2 separate regions of the Homo sapiens genome follow, and region 1 is linked to region 2. The links are chromatin loops, found by intact Hi-C in ENCODE. Cell type or tissue: GM12878. All regions are shown on one strand. Links, peaks and the distances in the headings refer to the core of each region. The heading gives the core; the rest is flanking DNA.

Region 1 (5,387 bases), core at 154-5,153, 64 kb after region 2:
GGGGAAGCCTCACAATCATGGTGGAAGGCAAGGAGGAGCAAGTCACCTCTTACATGGATGGCAGTAGGCAAAAGAGAGAGCTTGTGCAGGGAAACTCCCCTTATAATATGGTCAGATCTTGTGAGACTTATTCACTATTATGGGAACAGCACAGGAAAGACCTGCCCCCATTATTCAATTACCTCCCACCATATCCCTCCCACAACATATGGAATTCAAGATGAGATTTGGGTTGAGACACAGCCAAACTATATCAGTGCATTAAGGATTGTCATGTCTTTATGGGGTATTGACCCTTTTATCATTTTGTTATGTCCCTCTTTATCCCTGATAACTTTCCTTGTTCCGAAATTTGCTTTGTATGGAATTACATAGCTACTCCTGCTTTCTTTTGATTGGTGTTAGCATAATTATCTTCACTCGTTTTCTTTTAATCTATATGTGTCTTTATATTTAAGATGAGTTTTTTGTAGACAACAATAGTTTGGCCTTCTTTTTTGATCCACTTTGATATATATATTTTAATCAGTGTATTTAGACCATTGAGTTTTAAAATGATTGTCAATGGATCTGGACTCATATCTACCATATTTGTTAATGTTTTCTATTCATTTACCTTGTTCTTATTTTGTCTTCTTTTCTGTTTCTGCCTTTTGTGGTTTTAAGTGAGCATTTTATATGATTTCATTTTCTCTCCTTTCTTAGCATAACACTTGTACTTCTTTTTGTACTTTTTAAAGTGATTCTCTTAGTTTGTAATATACATTTACAACTAATCCAAGTCCAATTTCAAATAACACTTTACCACTTCATATTATTACCAGTACTTTGTAATAAAATATTCCAAACTTCTCTCTCCCATACCTTATATTATTGTTGTCATTTATTTTACTTATACATAAGCATACATAAGTATCATAAGCTTAAATATATCTATATCTATACATATGTACCCACATAAGCATACATAATAAAATATATAGATTTTTTAAGCAAACTACTATGTTAGATCAATTAAGAATAAGAAAAAATAAAAGTTTGCATTTTACTTCCACTTATTTCTTCTTGATGCTGTTTTTCTCTTTTCATAGATGAGAGTTTCTGAACTATATCATCTTCTTCTCTCTGAAGAACTTCTCTTAATGTTTTTGCAAGGCACTCCTAGCAACAAATGCACTCCATTTTTGTTTGCTGAGAAAGTCTTGATTTCTCTTTCACATTTTCTTTTCTTTTAATTCTTCACTTTTGAAAGATAATTTCACAAGGTACAGAATTATAGGTGGTGGTGGGGTTTCTCTTAACATCATGATATGATTTGGTTGTGTCCCCACCCAAATCTTATCTTGAATTGTAGCTCCATGAGCGGGGCTCTCATGAAGAATCTATGCTAGGGCAGTGAGGAAGGGAAATGTGGGGTTGAAGCCCCCACACAGAGTTCCTCCTGGGGCACCACCTAGTGTAGCTGTGAGAAGAGGGCCACCGTCCAGACCCCAGAATGGTAGATCCACCAACGGCTTGCACCATGTGTCTGGAAAAGCCACAGACATTCAACACCAGACCATGAAAGCAGCTGGGAGGGAGGCTGTACCCTGCAAAGCCACAGGGGCAGAGCTGCCCAAGACCATGGGAACCCACCTCTTGCATCAATGTGACCTAGATATGAGCCATGGAGTCAAAGGAGATCATTTTGGAGCTCTAAGATTTGACCACCCCGCTGGATTTTGGACCTGCATGGGGCCTGTAGCCCCTTTGTTTTAGCCCATTTCTCCCATTTGGAATGGCTGTATTTACCCAATGCTTATACCTCCATTGTATCTAAAAAGTAACTAACATGCTTTTGATTTTACAGGCTCATAGGCAGAAGGGACTTGCCTTGTCTCAGATGAGACATTGCACTGTGGACTTCTGAGTTAATACTGAAGTGAGTTAAGACTTTGGGGGACTGTTGGGAAGGCATTACTGGTTTTCAAATGTGAGGACATGAGATTTGGGAGGGGCCAAGGGTGGAATGATATGGTTTGGCTCTGTGTCGCCACCCAAATCTCATCTTGAATTCCCACATGTTGTGAGAGGGACCCAGTGGGAGGTAATTGAATCATGGGGGCAGGTCTTCCCCATGCTGTTCTCGTGATAGTGAATAAGTCTCACAAGATCTGATGATATTATAAGGGGAGTTTCCCTGCACAAGCTTTCTCTTTTTGCCTGCTGCCATCCATGTAAGATGTGACTTGCTCCTCCTTGCCTTCTACCATGATTGTGAGGCTTCCTCAGCCGTGTGGAACTGTAAGTCCATTAAACCTCTTTCTTCTGTAAATTGCCCAGTCTCAGGTCTGTCTTTATCAGTAGTGTTAGAGCAGTCTAATACGTGCACATAAAAACAGAGTGTCAAAATATGTAAGCAAAAACTGATACAAGTGCAAGGAGAAATAGTTAAATCCAGTATTATTATTGGAGATTTTAACACACCCCTCTATTAGAAATGGACAGGTCCAGTAGGCAAGAAGATCAGTAACAACAGAGTTGAACTCAACAACACCATCAATCAACTGGTTATAATGGATATCTATTGACTACTTCATCTAACAACAGCAGAATACACATTCTTCCAAGCTTACATGGAACATTCACCAGTATAGAACATATTCTGGGCCAAAAAACACATACCTTAACAAATTTGAAGGAATAGGAATCATACAATCAATGTCTTCTCTCAGACTGCAATAAAATTAAACTAGAAATCAAAAACAGGTAGTTGGAAAATCCCCACATACTTAGAGATTAAACAACATACTTCTAAGTAACACATAGGTCAAAGAAGAAATCTCAAGATAAAATTTTAAATACTTTGAACTAAATGAAAATGAAAACACAACTTATGAAAACTTGTGGGATGCAGCAAACATCTCACAAGTTTTTAAAATGCGTAAAGGGAAATATACACAGTAGTACTTCCTCATTTGCAGTTTTACTTTTTGTGGTTTCAGTTATCTGTGGTCAACTACAGTCTGAAAATATTAAGTGAAAAATTCCAAAAATAAACAATTCTTAAGTTTTAAATTGAATACTGTTCTGAGTAGCATGATAAAATCTCTTGCCTTCCCACTTCATCCCCTATGAGATGTAAATCCTCCTTTGTTCACCTTATATACATTCACTACCTGGCCATTAGTCATTTAGTAGCAGTCTTTTTTTTTTTTGAGACAGGGTCTCACTCTGTCACACAGGCTGGAGTGCAGTGGCACTGTCTTGGCTTACTGCAACCTCTACCTCCTGTGTTCAAGTAATTCTCCTGCCTCAGCTCTGCCCCCCTCCCCCCAGCCCCCCACCGTCCCTGAGTAGCTGGGATTACAGGCAGGCCACCATGCCTGGCTAACTTTCGTATTTTTTGGCAGAGGCGGGGTTTCACCATGTGAGCCAGGCTGGTCTCGAATTTCTGGCCTCAAGTGATCTGCCTACCTCAGCCTCCTGGAGTGTTGGGAATACAGGCGTGAGCAGTCTTGGTTATTAGATTGACTATTGTGATATGACCGTGCTTGTGTTCAAGTAACCCTTATTTTACTTAATGGCTCCAAAGCACAAAAGTAGAAATGCTGGCAATTCAGATATGAAGGAAGCCATAAAGTACTTCCTTTAAGTGAAAAGGTGAACATTCTTGACTTAATAAGAAAAGAAAAAAATTATATGCTGAACTTGCTAACATCTACGGTAAAAATGAATCTTCTATCCACGATATTGTGAAGAAGGATAAAAAAATTCATGCTAGTTTTGTTGTCACACCTCATGCTGCAAAAGTATGGCCACTGTAAGTGCCTAGTTAAGATGAAAAAAGCGTTACATTTTGTGGCTGGAAGACAGAAATAGAAACATATTCTGATTTACAGCATTTAGGCTGGGTACTATCCAAGGTTTCAGGCATCCACTGGAAGTCTTGGAACATAGCGCCTGTGGATAAGGGGAAACTACTGTAGTATTGAATGCATATATTAGGAAAGCAGAAAGATCTAAAATCAATCATGCAAGCTTTTACCATAGAAAACTAGAGAAAGGGCAAATTAATCCAAAGTAAGCACAAGAAACAATAAATATTAGAGTAGAAATTAAAGAAATTGAAATAGGAAATCAATAGGGAAAATTTTTGAAACCAAAAGCTGGGTCTTTGAAAAGATAACAAAACTGATAAGCTTCTAGCCAGGCTAGGAAAAAGAAGGGCACAAATTACTACTTTTGGAAGGAGGAGATTTCACTTCAGAGCCCATGGACATTGGAAGGATAATAAAGGAATACTATGAATAATTCTGTGCCCACAAATTTGATAACCTAGGGGAAATAGATGAATTTCTTGAAAAATAAAATCTGATAAAACTCACACAAGAAGAAATAGACAATCCAGATAGGCCTAGATCTATTAAAGGAATGGAATTAATAATTAATAACCTTCCAAAACAGAAACCATGAGACCCTGATCAGTTCACTAGTAAATTCTACCAAATACTTAAGGAACAAATTATATCAATTCTCTACAGTCTTTTCTAAAATATAGAGGCATATGGAATATTTACTAACTCATTCTATGAGGCCAGCTTCACCATAATGTCAAAATCAGACAAAAACATTATGAGAAAAGATCAATATTTCTTATGAATATAGACACAAAAGTCCTCAACAAAATATTAGCAGACTGAATCAAGCAATGTATAAAAATAATTATATTCCATGACTAAGTGGGATTTATCCCAGGTATGCAAGGTTGGCTCAAATTTGAAAATCAATTACTGCAATCCATCACATCTACAGACTAAGGAAGAAAAATGACATGGTTATATCAAGAGATGCAGAAAAAGCATTTGTCAAAATACAACACCTATTTGTAATAAAAACTCAGCTAGAATTTTAGAGGGGAACTCCCTCATCCTGATAAAGAACATCTACAAAACCCCTACAACTAACATAAGACTTAATGGCAAGAAACTAAAAGCTTTTCTACTCAGATCAGGAACAAGACAAGGATGTTCCTTCTCACCACTTCTTACATTTTACTGGAAATCCTAGCTAACACAATAAGACATGAAAAGGAAATAAAAGATATATTGATCGAGAAGAAATAAATAAAACAGTCTTTGTTCATGGATAATATGATTGTCGAGGTAAAAAATCTGAAGAAATCAACAAAACAATTCCTGGAACTGATATGTGATTATAGCAAGATTGCAGGATACAAGGTTAATGTACAAAATTTAATGTCTTTTCCATATGCCAGAAATGAAAAAGTGGAATTTGAAATTAAAGACAAAAATCCTTTCAGATTAGTGCATCCCCAAAATGAAATAGTTAAGTACACATCCAACAAAATATGTACAAGATCTATATGAAAAAAAACTACATAACTC
Region 2 (5,387 bases), core at 80-5,079:
AGCCGAGTTTGCACCACTGCACTCCAGCCTGGGTGACAGAGCGTGACACTGTCTCAAAAAAAAAAAAAAAAAAAACACCAAAAAAACCACCACTGTATATTCCTTAGAGTTTAGATAGTATGACTGAGTGGAGAAAATTTTAAGAGTGTGGATTCAGCATCTTCAACAGAATTTTTGGTTCTGTTTTCTTAATTTATCCTATAGAGTAGTTTCAGGTACTGATATTTGTGGATACTTGGACCAAATGGACCATATCAAATATTATGCCAGAGATTCTGATCCCTAAACTAAGTAGAATAGGCACTTGATTTATAATTGTGTCTTAACAACATCGTTTCTCTCTTATCTTGTGTTACTCTTTGTCATTTATTCCTCACAGGAAGAAAGAAGTACCTAAGGCCCCACCATTAGAACCTGACTCTGTGTTTCTAATGCTTCAGGCCAAGGAGGAAAACACTGTATTTAATGCGCTTGCAGTATTTCTATTCTTGCAAAATACTTACTGTTCCAAGCAAGTGAGTTTTCAAATAAAATAAGAAAAGCATTTTCCTATTTTTGCTGCTTACCTTATTGCTCTATAACCCTCTACAAGTGTATCTATTTCCAAATCGTTTTCTCTGGGGAGGCTACATTTCACACTTCTACAACATAAAATACTACCACAGAGATTCTTAACAGTTGACATTTGTAGACCTCCTTGATTGAAAGGTTGTGCAGTGAATACATTTGTTTTGGAATCAAATAAATATTATTTAAATTTGGAAATAGATACACTTGTAGAGGGTTATAGAGCAATAAGGTAAGCACCAAAAATACGAGAATGCTTTTCTTATTCTATCTGAAAACCCACTTGCTTGGAACAGTAAGTATTTTGCAAGAAAAAAATTACCTCAAGCATTTTAAGTACAGTGTTTTCCTCCTTGGCCTGAAGCATCAGAACCATAGAGTCAGATTCTAATGGTGGGGCCTTAGGTACTTCTTTCTCACCGTGAGGAATAAATGACAAGGAGCAACACAAGATAAATAAACCTGTTCTAATCTAGAGCTAATATGATATAATTTACAAATGTTCTGGTTTTAATTTTAAACAAATTATTCTGCCTGACCCCATGTTTTTCATTGCACACTAATATTGATATTTGACACATCAGATTATTAGATATTCATAACATTTGATTCCTTTGGCTATCATGGATCATTCTTTTATTCAGTAAATATTTATCGAAAGCCTTAAATGAGCCAAACTCTATTCTGATTCTGGGAATATAGTTGGTAACAAGACAAAAAAGATCACTGTTCTTGTGGAGTGAATATTCTCATGAGGAAAGAGAGACAGTATTCAAAATGTAAGAGGAATATGTTAGATAGTGATGAGTGCTCTGATGACAATAAGGCAGAGTCTGATGATAGGGAGGGACTTGGGGGCTCCTTTGGAGTGAGTAATCCAAGAAGACTGGAATGGCAAGCAGGGACCACTGCTGTAAAATCAGTGAAAGAGCATCCCAGATACAGGGAACTGACAGAGCTGCAGTCAACAACCTAGAACCAGGCTGTTCAAGGCAGAGAATGCACGAATCACAGATTGCTTTATCTAGACAAAATAATCAAAAGATATCCTGGCATTCCCCCTTCTGTTGGTGAGGCTCCAAGACCAACCTCACAAGACAAATGGTAAGACTGGTTTGTTTGGTAAGACTGGTTTTATTAACTACTCATAAAGATGGCAGAAGCAACAGAATTGACTTTCTTGCATAGTAAACAGGAGACTAGTCTGTGAGTGACCTGGAGAAGCTTAGTACGGCTGTGGCCAGTTTGATAGTTAATAGGTTAATTCTGATAATTATCAGCTGAGTTGATAGTTAATCCTATATTGAAATCCTGGAGGAGAAAGAATACAAAAGAGATGACATGGAAACCAGCTTCTTGTTCGCACTTGTTACTGAGAAAACACACTGCATAACACACAGGTTAAACGCTGTTTGCTGTTCATGGGGCTTTAATTGGAGGGTCACTCTTCTGGATGTTTGTATCACAAGTGCATTCCAGTGGCACTGGCCCAAGCTGTTATTTCCACCTTGTAGCTCATGTGGTTTTGCTATGGTGCTGATGTGCGTAAATGTGGTTGTTTCTGTGGTTTTCTTACAGGTCCTGGAGAATTACATATCATGCAAAAGGTTATAGGTCAGCTTATCTTTGCAGATATAGAACTAGGTAAAACTCCCCTAAAATACCGGTGCTTAGCAAAGTAACCTTGCAAGTTTACTTTGCCCTTCAATGATCAACAACAAAAACCAACCAACTAAACAAACAAAAATTAGAACTCATTAGCTTAACGATCCATCATTCATTAATACTCTTGAGCTTATGGAGAAAACAACCAATATATAAAATATTCTTCAATTGTACCTGCTGCTTTTATTTCTTTTAGAAGTATTTTTTTAAGCTGTACTTTTCCTAAAGCCTGAGAATATTTTGTGTTATTTTTGATGCCAGAAAGGATAATATAATACACTGTATGTCTTTAATTCGTTGTAACTGGTGGAAAAAGAGAAAGATAATTGAAACCTTAAAACAGCAGAGATAAGTGATCTAAGTTGTAAATCTGTTAGTAATTCAAGAACATTTAGAAATATCTCCTGATAAGGTTAATTGAAGGAATATTCTAATGAATGTAGTAAATTAGTTGTTCCCAATCTCAAAATCTTTTAATATTCTGAAAGAAATTAAGATTTTAGTGAGAGATATTCCACTTTATGGAACTACTTCTTTCTCCCTTTATCTCTTTATGGAAAATTCTATCTTAAGGAGCAAGGTGAATCTTTCTTGTTCTCTTTTACTGCAAAATATTTGTTTTTAATATGTAACTAACCTGCACATTGTGCACATGTACCCTAAAGCTTAAAGTATAATAATAGTAAAATAAAAAAAAATTGTTTTTAAAGCAAAACAAACTTACATAGAATCAATAATTTCTGTTATTAAATTATAGAATGGGAAGATGTATTGCTTATTGTGATGACCCTCAACCCTGGCTGCACATTAGAATCTCCTGGAATGGGGCTTCCAAACCTTAGTGTGCTTGTGAATCATCTAGGGAGTTTGTTAAAATGCAGATTTTGATTTAGGACTTCTGGGGTAGGACCTGAGAGTCTGCGTTTATAACAAACTCACAAGTGATGTTGATGCTTGATTAGCCTGTTCTTTCATTGCTATAAAGAAATACCTGAGACTGGGTAATTTATGAAGAAAAGAGGTTTAATTGGCTCCCAGTTATGCGGGCTTTGCAGGAAGAATGATGCTGGCATTTGCTCAGCTTCTAGGGAGGCCTCAGGAAGCTTCCAATCATGGCAGAAGGTGAAGGGGGAGCAGGCACATCACATGGCAAAAGCAGGAGCAAGTGAGAGAGAGTGGGCCAGGGGAGGTGCCACACACTCTAAAATAACCAGATTCCATGATAACTCACTATTACAAAGACAGCACCGAACCATGAGGGATCTGCCCCCATGATCGAAACACCTTCTACCACGCCCCACCTCCAGCACTGGGGATTACAATTTAACATGAGATTTGGTTGGGCACAAATATCTGAACTATATCCTGCCCTGCACCTCCCAAATCTCATGTGATTCTTACATTGCAAAATACAATCATGCCTTCCCAACAGTCCCTTAAAGTCTTAACTCATTCCAACATTAACTCATTCCAAGTCCTTAACTCATTCCAACATTAACTCAAAGTCCAAAGTCTTGCCTTGAGACAAGGCAAATCCCTTCCACCTATGAGCTTGTAAAATAAAAAAAAAGTTAGTTACTTCCAAGATACAATGGGAGTATAGGCATTGGGCAAGTATTCCCATTCCAAAAGGGAGAAATCGGCCAAAAGAAAGGGGCTACAGGTCCCATGAAAGTTTGAAACCCAGCAGGGCAGTTGTTAAATCTTAAAGCTCTAAAATAATCTCCTTTGACTTCATTTTCCACATCCAGGGCACACTGGTGCAAGTGGAGGGCTCCCAAGGCCTTGGGCCGCTCCACCCCTGTGGCTTTGCAGGTTTCAGCTCCCAGGGTTGTTCTCACAGGTTGTTAAATACTTGCAGCTTTTCTAGACAGAGGGTGCAAGCTGCTAGTAGAGCTACCATTCTTGGGTCTGGAGGGTGGTGGCCTACTTCTCACAGATCCACTAGGCAGTGCCCTAGTGGGGACTTTGTTTGAAGGCTCCAGCCCACATTTCCCCTTTGGCACTGCCCCAGTAGAGGTTTACTCTGAGTGTTTTGCCCCTGGAGCAAGCTTCTGCCTGGAAGCTTTCTCAGGCATCCCCTGAAATCTAGACAGAGGCCCCCAAGCGTTCATCACACTCTCACATTCTGTACATCTACAGGCTTAACACCACATGGGAGCCACCCCAAGGCTTATATACTCCAAAGTGGCAGCTGGAGCTATACCTGGGCCTCTTTGAGCCACAGCTGGAGCTGAGCTGGAGCAGCCAGGATATAAGGAGCAGAGTCCCTGGGCCTGGCCCACATAACCGTTCTTCCCTTCTAGGTCTCTGGGCCTGTGATGAGAGGGGTTGCTGTGAAGGTCTCTGAAATGCCTTTGAGGCTTTTTTCTTGTTGTATTTGTTATCAGCACCTGGCTCCCTTTTAATTATGCAAATTTTTAATTTTGCATCAAATTAAACCAGCAAGTGGTTGCTCCATAGCCTGCTTGAATTCTCCCTAAAAAGCTTTTTCTTTCTCTGCCACATGGCCAGGCTGTAAATTTTTCAAACTTTCATGCTCTGATTTCCTTTTAAATATTAGGTTGATGCCAAACAATCACAGTTTGCAAAAACAATTACTTTTAATTGCAAAAACTGCAATTGCTTTTGCACCAACCTAATATAAATTCCAACTTTAGGTCATTTTTTTGCACCCACATCAGAGTGTAGGCTGTTAGAAGCCACCAGGCCACATCTTGAACACTTTGCTGCTTAGAAATTTTCTCTTCCAGATACCTTAAACCATCACTTTTTAGTTCAAACTTCCACAGATCCCTAGAGTATAAACAGAATGCAGCGAAGCTCTTTGCTAGGGCATAACATACATGAGCTTTGCTACAGTTCCCAATTAAGTTCCTCTTTTCCATCTGAGACCTTGACAGCCTGGCCTTCACTGTCCATATCTCTGTAAGCATTTTGGTCACAACCATTTAACCAATCTCTCAGAAATTCCAAACTTTCCCTTATCTACCTGTCTTCTTCTGAGCCCTGCAAACACTTCCAACCTCTGCCTGTTACTCAGTTCCAAAGTTGCTTCCACATTTTCAGGTATCTTTATAGTAATACTCCACTCCTGGTAACAATTTTCCTTATTAGGCCATTCTTGCCCTGCTATAAAGAAATACCTGAGACTG

The links. A loop is a pair of places that touch in the nucleus more often than their neighbours do. Peaks named below come from ENCODE experiments on the same cell type or tissue, not always from the same donor. Only the 100,000 strongest peaks of a DNase experiment are listed, where the experiment ranks them.
Region 1: a loop joins it to region 2, with 2.7 times the contacts of the local background. A loop is called at or near these places in 4 of 110 quality-filtered maps.

What each region holds. Positions count from the first base shown.
Region 1 is chr6:135,649,189-135,654,575 of GRCh38, forward strand. All of the region lies in intron 3 of AHI1-DT (AHI1 divergent transcript), which reads left to right. Among named protein-coding and RNA genes, the nearest start is that of LINC02524, 17 kb to the left of the region's middle. In GM12878, for the core only: no CTCF peak of the experiment used is centred there; a DNase peak (open chromatin) is centred at 2,973; H3K27ac peaks cover 208 bases.
Region 2 is chr6:135,584,948-135,590,334 of GRCh38, forward strand. All of the region lies in intron 2 of AHI1-DT (AHI1 divergent transcript), which reads left to right. Among named protein-coding and RNA genes, the nearest start is that of LINC02524, 47 kb to the right of the region's middle. In GM12878, for the core only: no CTCF peak of the experiment used is centred there; a DNase peak (open chromatin) is centred at 2,044.